Regions from separate parts of the Mus musculus genome. Here region 2 is linked to region 1. The links are chromatin contacts, found by Hi-C or POLR2A ChIA-PET in ENCODE. All regions are on one chromosome and are shown on one strand. The core of a region is the stretch at or near the end of the contact, and the rest is flanking DNA. Distances in the headings are between cores, read along the strand shown.

What was found. Hi-C counts contacts between places; a loop is a spot of excess contacts on that map. ChIA-PET counts read pairs that join two places held with the same protein, here RNA polymerase II (POLR2A).
Region 2: a loop to region 1 is called in a map of T-helper 1 cell, with 2.2 times the contacts of the local background. The contact joins two enhancer-like sites. A Hi-C loop is called at or near these places in 1 of 37 maps with a recorded cell type or tissue (T-helper 1 cell). POLR2A ChIA-PET finds 5 or more read pairs at or near these places in 1 of 5 experiments (Patski).

What each region holds. Positions count from the first base shown.
Region 1 is chr10:43,041,412-43,045,563 of GRCm38, forward strand. All of the region lies in intron 5 of Sobp (sine oculis binding protein), which reads right to left. The region is part of intron 1 of Gm47815 (a long non-coding RNA gene); the gene reads left to right. Among named protein-coding and RNA genes, the nearest start is that of Gm47815, 8.6 kb to the left of the region's middle. Within about 2 kb of position 2,332, at least 3 of the 3 ENCODE cell types and tissues checked have a DNase peak (open chromatin) inside an H3K27ac peak, as active enhancers do.
Region 2 is chr10:43,112,309-43,116,460 of GRCm38, forward strand. All of the region lies in intron 4 of Sobp (sine oculis binding protein), which reads right to left. Among named protein-coding and RNA genes, the nearest start is that of Gm51799, 50 kb to the right of the region's middle. Within about 2 kb of position 1,842, at least 1 of the 3 ENCODE cell types and tissues checked has a DNase peak (open chromatin) inside an H3K27ac peak, as active enhancers do.

The sequences.
Region 1 (4,152 bases), core at 1,082-3,581:
TCTTTATGCTATCACCATGGGATATTTTGAGGCACCACTCTTGAAATAAAGTCTAAATAAGACCTCGAAGTTAGGTCTCTCCTATTCTGAGAGGCTTTTTCCCCCTGCAGATTCTCTGAGAACCTCCTAGAAATTGCAACGGTTGCTTCCAGTAACCACATTGTATACAAGTGGCCCTAACCCTGACCCTAGCTGGGACAGAGGAGCCACAGCAGCATAGAGTACAGCTCTGGGCCAAGGCCCTCCATGACAGAGTATGCCCCAGTCCCCTAGAGAGCATGTTACACTGCAGAATGCTGCTCTCTGCCTGCAGTGTGTGATTAACCCCTGCTTGGAATAGCCAAAAGGTGGAAACAACCCAAGTGTCCATCAGTAGCTAACAGGGAAGATGTGGTATGTCCATTCAGTGAATATTATTCAGTCATAAAAAGGGCCAGAATGCTCGTTTGTGCCATAATATAGTTGAATGTTGAAAATATACCAGTGTGAACTAAGTACAGAGGAGTACACATGATCTCACTTGTATGAAATATCTTGAAGACTCAGGCAACTTCCTAGAGTAAACAGAAGTTATCAGGGGCTGAAGGCTTGGGGAGAAATGTGGTTTTGCTTACTGATTGTTTAGGGTGATGACAGAATTTTGGCAACAGAGACTGACGATGGTCCCACTATACTGAGATGCCATCAGACTGCATGCTTAAAATGGCAAATACTACGCCACATACATTTAGCATACTTAACCCCAAATCCCCTAGCCCTACCTCCAAGTCTCCTAGCCCTGTCTCCTAAATATGGATGGGCCCACAACGCTGGTGACTCTGGAGCTGACATTTTAATTTCTTGCTCTTTACTCAAAAAAAGAGGGAGGCTAGACAAACCCTCTCTGCGCTCTCTCTCTCTCTCTCTCTCTCTCTCTCTCTCTCCTTCCCTCCCTCCCTCCCTCCCTCCCTCCCTCTCTCTCTCTCTCTCTGTCTCTCCCTCTCTCTCTGTTTTGCTGGCTGTCTGGAAAAGTCCAAGCTTTTGTGCCTGTGGACCAATGTTAACACAGGCTGGAAATTAAAAAAAAAAAAAAAAAAAACCAGCCCTATCTGTCATTTTGCATCTGTGCCAACCAGAGGCTGCTGGCCCGACCCTGTGTGTCTCCCTTTTGTGGCTCGCTCAGTTCTAAGCCACTCTGCTAGATATCAGGAGCACTAGTAACTGACCACTAAACTACCAGAGCAGGACAGAAGCAGATTCCACTCAGAACGGGCAATGGGGGAGTGGAGAGGCTTGTCACTCAGGCCTTGTCCTCAGTGTCCCCAGCCCACTCCAAACCCACATTACCAGTGTTAATTTTTACCAGGACTTGAAGTCATGCTCGATACATAAAGTTTCAAGAGGATGTGTGTGCCAAGCCTCTAGACAGTGGCTTGTGAGACACCTGTGCACAGCCCAGAGGACATAAGGCAGATGTTTCATCCAGGGTCTGCCAAACTGCTCCAGATCTCATGTTTCGGGGATCCTCTTTTTTGATGTAACTTGGGTTCACCTCAAGTTCACTGGCTTTCCCAATGGTATTACTTAACTTCTTCAAATTTAATATATTTTTATTCATGCTTACTTGAGTGTTGTATTTCTATGCGTGCACGCTTAATTGAGCAGAGTGGGCTGAACAAGCTGAGTTTCCTGCAGAGGGAACACGGCACAGCTTTTCCACTCACCACCGCAGCTCAGCATCCTGACCTCAGCGGCTGACGTATAAATATTCATGATGATACAGGTGAACACAGTGCTGGCTGGCTGACCATCTCATGGAGCTGCTGCTCCTTCCCCTGGGCCTAGAGAAGGCCATCATTTTTATTCAGCCAGCAGACAGCACTGTGGTTTTTTTGTTTTTTTTCCTTCCTCCACGACTTGCTGGGCTGTCATGTTTAAATATGAAAATGTTGCTTATAGCCAAATGTTAGTGACAGCAGCCTGTGGCGTCTATCATGGTTTGCACTCTTACTCTTACTAAAAATAGCCTTGCTCTCTGGATTTCTTCAAGCTCCACATCTGCAGGAAGTTTCTGTTGCCATTGCTGGCCTTTTCCTTTCTTCCCTGAAGATTGCTGTTCTTTGGCTCTGCCAGGATCCTCTCCCTCTCCCCTTCCCTGGGAAATGAATGGCCAATAAACATCCCAGGCTCAGATGTTTTAACAAAGGCCTCACGGGTGTTCCCCATTATTCCCCCTGCCTTGCTTCAGAAGTCTTTAGAACAGAGGGAGGTGGGCAGCAGCAGGAGGCAGAGCCGTTTGACCTTCAGAAGTAAAGCCAGAAGGCTGACAGCACAGCCTGGGCAGGCCGAGAAGCAAACAGGGAGGGCAGGCTTCTGGGACCCTCCATGTAGTGATTCCAAGCACACAGCTGCTCCCACCAGCGGTCTGGAATCACAGTCTACCAATGGGAACCTAAGTAATAATGAATTCATTTAAAAGCTTCCAGGGGGACAAATGGTTAATTCCTTTCAAGGCAAGTATTCAAAATTGCTTTTTATTAATTCTCTCTCCAGCCTAGTGTGTGTGTGTTTGTGTGTGTGTGTGTGTGTGTGTGTGTGTGTGTGTGTGTGTGTACATGCACATGCATGTATGGGGGTGGGGGGAACACTATGGCGGAACCAGTCAGAAGATGGTGTTTGGAACAAGATTTGGGCCTTTAGCAGAGTGAGTTCCAGGACAGCCAGGGCTACACAGAAAAACCCTGTCTCGAAAAATAAAATAAAATAAAATAAATAAATAAACATGTGGGCCTTTAGATATTCTCAGCCCTCTGTAACATTGTCAGAAAGCACTCAGTGAGCCCTTCTGCCCTCCACTTCAGGTCTCTGACTCAGCTACTCAGTGGCAGGTGAGAGACCCTGGGATGTTACATTGTAACCCTATGAAATCTGCTAAAGCCTTCTGAGAAGCCATGCACAAGCTCACAGATTTAAGACTGCATTTTTTTAGTCCTGCCTCCCCTCCACACACTCCCTGATATCTCTGGGGGCCAGTTCCCTCCCAAGTATCCTCCACTGCAGGATCCAGCAAAGATTCCTCTTACAGAAGACACTCCAGAGGGGGTTCCAGAAAAGAACAAGAGTCCAGCTCTGCAGACCCGTGTGGACTGTCCCAGTCAGAGAGCCCCGGGATAGCTCCACTCCTCTGCCGTGAGGAGTGACCATCTTGCCCCTAATACCTGACAGCTGGACAAGAGTCTGATGGAGTAGCTTTGCTCAAGTGTTATCATTGGTTCCCATGGAGCTCAAAAGCTTTGTGACTGTAACAGCCATCTCCATTTGGGAGAGGGGATGTGACTGAAAAGAGGTGACTATGAATATGGTGAGCCGTTTGGATCCCAGCTTGGCTTTATGGTAACTGGACATTTTGTACTTAGAGTGAGGCTTGGGGTTCCATGCAGAACTAAGATGGGGCTGGAAATGAGTTAAAAGTGCAACATGACAGCTGAGACCCATCATGTGTCAGCTATGGCTTGTAGGAGCGTCTCCCAAATGTCCATCATTCAGGGAAATTGCCAGGGTGCTGCTACTGGGAGATGGTGAAACCTTAGGAGCTAGGACCCTATGAGAGACTCTGAGGTCACTGGGAAGCCTTTAAAGGGGACAGTGTGACCCTGTCTCTCCCTCTTCTAGTCCTTTCTGGTTCCTGGAGAAATGTGAACCATTATTGCTCCAGCATAGCCCAGAGCATGGAGCCATTTGACTGTGGACTAGAACCTCCTACACTTTAAGGCAAAACAAACCCTCTTTCTCTTTAAAGCGACTATGTCAGGTGTTTGGTTCTAGTAATGGAAAGCTGATATAGTAACTCTTCAAGGTCTTGACCCACTGCCCAGTCGTCCTTAATGCTTCTGATCTGGTTTAGTCCTTCCCTGCGGCCAGTGATGATGTGAGGTCATGCTCAGCTTCCTCTAGCTATAGGTCTCCTGAGAACCTCTGTTTCCTTCCTTCCTTCCGAGGACACCTATGCCAAGACCATCAGACTTCCCTGATTTATAAGGGCTGGCAATATAAAAGGTAACCTTGTTTAACAGCTAGTACAGACCTTAATGGAGGGAGTTTTGAAGATGGACTATGGTACACAAAGTAGCAAAGATGGCTACTTTAAGATAAGAGTATTGGAATGCCAATTTG
Region 2 (4,152 bases), core at 592-3,091, 70 kb after region 1:
GAAGCTCATCCGATTGAACCCTGAAGCATGCCACCAGAGTACCGGAGGGCGAGAGCAGAAAGAGCTCACAAGCACTATCCATGGTCATTAGCAACCTGCTTGCATTTCCAGGCCTGCCTCTATGGATTAATATGTGCGATGTGTAGCAAACCATCTGCCACGGAGTTTGACCCAGACTCTTGTTGACACAAAGGTTGCCCGAGTGTCAAGAGGCAGGGTACACTTAGAGCAGAGTAGCTGTATTGTTAGTTTCTTTGTCCCCAGCACAGCAAGTGTGCAGTCTTTTGTTTCTCAAGTGTGTGTAACCTGGGATTCGGATTTAATCACACACACACACACACACACACACACACACACACACACACACACACACACAAGTTTCCTCTGGAAGTGGGTCACAGCTCAGCCACCACTGTGAGCTTTAGCATACTCTTATCCGTTGTTTGAAAACTGATCCTTAGTATAGCCAAACATATAAAAGATTTCTTTCCTTCTAAGATGATACCACAGTGAGCCCCCAGTGGCCTGGACCAGGGATTCCTCTCAGGATGCTGAGCAGATTCAACGGTGAAAGCTGTTTATTGCCTTGGAAGGGTGGCCAGTGGCGTCCTAATCAGTGAGTTCTCAAGTGAAAGCCATGCAAGGAAATTAGCAAAGTCCTCTTCTTGGTTTCTAGTTCCAAATGAGCAGTCCCTTTGTTAAGGAACACGGCTCCTAATACATGCCCTTGGCATGGGAAAGCCTCCAATTTGTCCTCACTCTGAGGAATATCATCCAGGTTCTTAATCCAAGACAAGCCTCTATTTCTTGTCTCTTGCTCTGCTTCCCTCAAGGGCCCCATGAATGCAGTCAGCAGATTCTATGTGAATTAAGTGAAATGGCTGAGAAGACAGGCAACCTTCCCTTTGGTAGGATTATATCTGGCCACTTTTTATTTAGATTTACATTGAAAGCTAACTATTGTCTGTTTGTCTGTCTACGTATTTCCTCAGGGGAGGCTCCTTGAAAGGTGATCCTGAGGCCTCTGTACTGCCCCATCATCTAACTTTTCTAAAAATTTGGAGGGTTCCCGGTCATCAATCGCAAAGCCCAGGCTTTCTGTGTGTGCCGTGTGCGTGCTCACACATGTGTAAGCGAATGCCCCTGAGAACTGCATCCCTAGAGCATCCTTCTGAAGCGCCCTGGTTCTTGTCAGCAACACCTATTTTCACCACAGGCTTGCTCCCTCTGCCTCCTGGCACTTCAGTTTCTGGAATCCACTGATACTGACTGGAGAGTCAAATTTACCACTTAGGTTGTACCCAACCTTTCTAAAATCTGTTCTCTGTCAAAATTGGACACAGGACTGGATCCACACCTGACTTCGTACAATGTCTCTTCTGCTGCTCAGTGCCGTGGAGCCCAGCTTCTGATATCCAATGCCCACAACGATGCTGAGTGCCCCCATCTTCACTTCCTATCTGAAAGGGCATCCATCCGTTTACCCTCCGTTTCCGGTTGGGCTTTAGCTTGTCTTCTGAGCACCCGAGACAGATTTTCACTTTTCTAAAGGATGCCTTTTTGGCACTAATAAAACTTTCATACTTGCCTGCTTAATCACGCCAGCTTCACTGTCCCCTTTTTTACTTTTTGTTTTTGGCTCAGAGGTATATGAACCATCTGTGCCTCTAAAACAGTTTGCTTAAATAGCCTCCAGGCAGATTTTATGGTTTTTAAGTTTTTTACTTTAACCTTCAGCCTGCTGTTAGCCATTTTCATCACAGTGTTAAAATCAGCCTCTTTTGGAAATGACTGTCACTGTGTGATTTTTTTTTCCAGGCACTCCTGGAACCGGAGAGAGGGCTGCCATCCCCGGCTGAACTGCAGGGCCCCCCTCGCAGATCACAGCCACCTGAGGCAGCTGCAGGTGTGGGTAGCCTTGGCGAGGGCCAGCTCCTCCATCTGGCATCCTGAGCAGCAAGGCAGACACCTCTCGTTTGGAATATTCATGTGCACATCACCCAGTTAGGAACCCAGGAAGGCGGCATCTGAACCACTTACCTGCCTGTTTATCATGACATCTCTACAGAGTTATCATCGTGATCCTAGGCTGAAACAAAGACTACAAAGAAAGGAGGGAATCTGTGTCTTCCCACCATACTATAAACACTGTCCTCGGTCACTGCAGCAGATGTGCTATGTCCTTTCCACTTGATTATTGTGGTCCAGTCTGGGGACCTGGGTATCAGTCAGCATTTCTCTGTCCTGGGACTCATTGTCAAACTTCCTGTCTGCTTTAGTAGTAACATAGCTATAGAATCACCACTAGCTATAGATACAACAGAACTACATCTCCTCTCTGAACCCAGTGTGGTGGCACGGGGTACAGACATGTGCCCTTTTGTGGGTTTTTCCATCAAACCCCACAGGTGTCAGGCAGTCATTACCACAGTCTCAAACCACCGAAGTCCCTCATCCTCACCAGTGCATTTTTCAATGCACTCTTGTCGTCTGTTTTCGTTGTTGCTTTCTGATATGTCTGATAGTTTAAACCACTTCTCTTGCGGTTATCACTCTTATCATTTCTTTCCAAATTCCCTTAGTTTTAGGGGTTACAAGCTGTCTATCCTCTACAAAATGAATTAGCTATCAAGAATTTGGCTAACACTATAGACCATGAATCTAAGTGAAAACTCGGGGGAGGCGAAGCCAGCAGGTCAGCCACAGTCTCCAAGATCTTGGGGTAGACTGGGAGGATGAATAAATTCACAAACAAGTGGATACATGAGTTACGGTTCGAGGGACATTTCATTTGCTTGATTTTTTTTTCCCTGTGAGTCTGTATACATACATGTACATGCAATTTGTACATGTACGTTCATGTTCATATGTACATGGAACATATATGTGGGTACATATGCTGCACACAGAAGCCCAAGGACAACATCCTGTGTTCTGCTCCAGGTGCCACTCACATTTTTGTTGTTGTTGAGACAGGGTCTCTCACTGGCCTGGAACTCACCAAATAGGCGAGGCTGATGGGAAGAACTCAATGGCAGAGGAGGGAGACACGCTGCTGTGTCCTCAGCCCAGAGTCTCTTCCTCGCTCTGTCTCTCTCTGTGTGTCTCTGCCTGTCTCTGTGTCTTTCTGTCTCTGTCTTTCCGTCTCTGTCTTCCTGTCTTTGTCTCTGTCTCTGTCTCTGTCTCTGTCTCTCTGTCTCTCTATCTCTGTCTCTGTCTCTGTCTGACAGTTTTTCATCCTTCATGTTCCAAGTCTAGCATCACTCTCTGCCTTCCAGATTTGACTAGTCAAACCCCCCATGCTCTCACAGCACTCTGCTCCACTCCCCATACAGTGAACTTTGCCATCTGTGTCCTCCTTTAACGGAATGTCTGTAATCCTCATGAGGGCAGGAGCCAGGTTGTTGTTGGCCACGATGAGCACAACAAACCACCCCAGTGCCAACTCACAGAAGCTGCTTGACAAATACTTGTTGGATGATTTGTAGATCGATCTGTGAATGGTGCAGCTTTCAAAGCCTCTCTCTTCTAGCCACCCGAATGTGATGTGTCCATGCATCCCAAGTTTTTTGAACACTTCACTTTCCCTTCCCTGTCGCAGACATGGTTAAGCATTACAGAGAAAGTGGCTTTAATGTGTGAAGTGGTGAGCCCTTGAAAGCACAGCCTCATCTCATCACACATCCAGGCCAAAGCATCTGCCTTTCCATTTGCAGGATGGTACCGGGCCAGCCTAACCCAAGCCATTTACACTAATGAAAATACACTATGCACCAGGCTCTCTGATTGAAACCTACCTTTATTACTGTCCGTGAATAGAGAGCAGTAACAACTAACCACATAGTTGTAATCTCATATCCTAGCGTCTGAAAACAGCAAAGAATGTCAACCCTTTAGCCCTGGTACCACACACAGCATTCTAAAACCTGGATTTCACAAACAGCTGGTCTGGAGTAGAGGAGGTTGTTCACTGAAGCAATCCAAGTGCTGACCACAATTTAAACTTTTAATCCACATTTAGATTCCACATTACATCAACCTAACAAGACTAGATAGACACAACACATTCCATGCATGAGGAATTCAACCTCATGACATAACTTGAGATCATGGCTGCCTCTCTACCAGACATGTGCCAGCTCCTGCCATCAG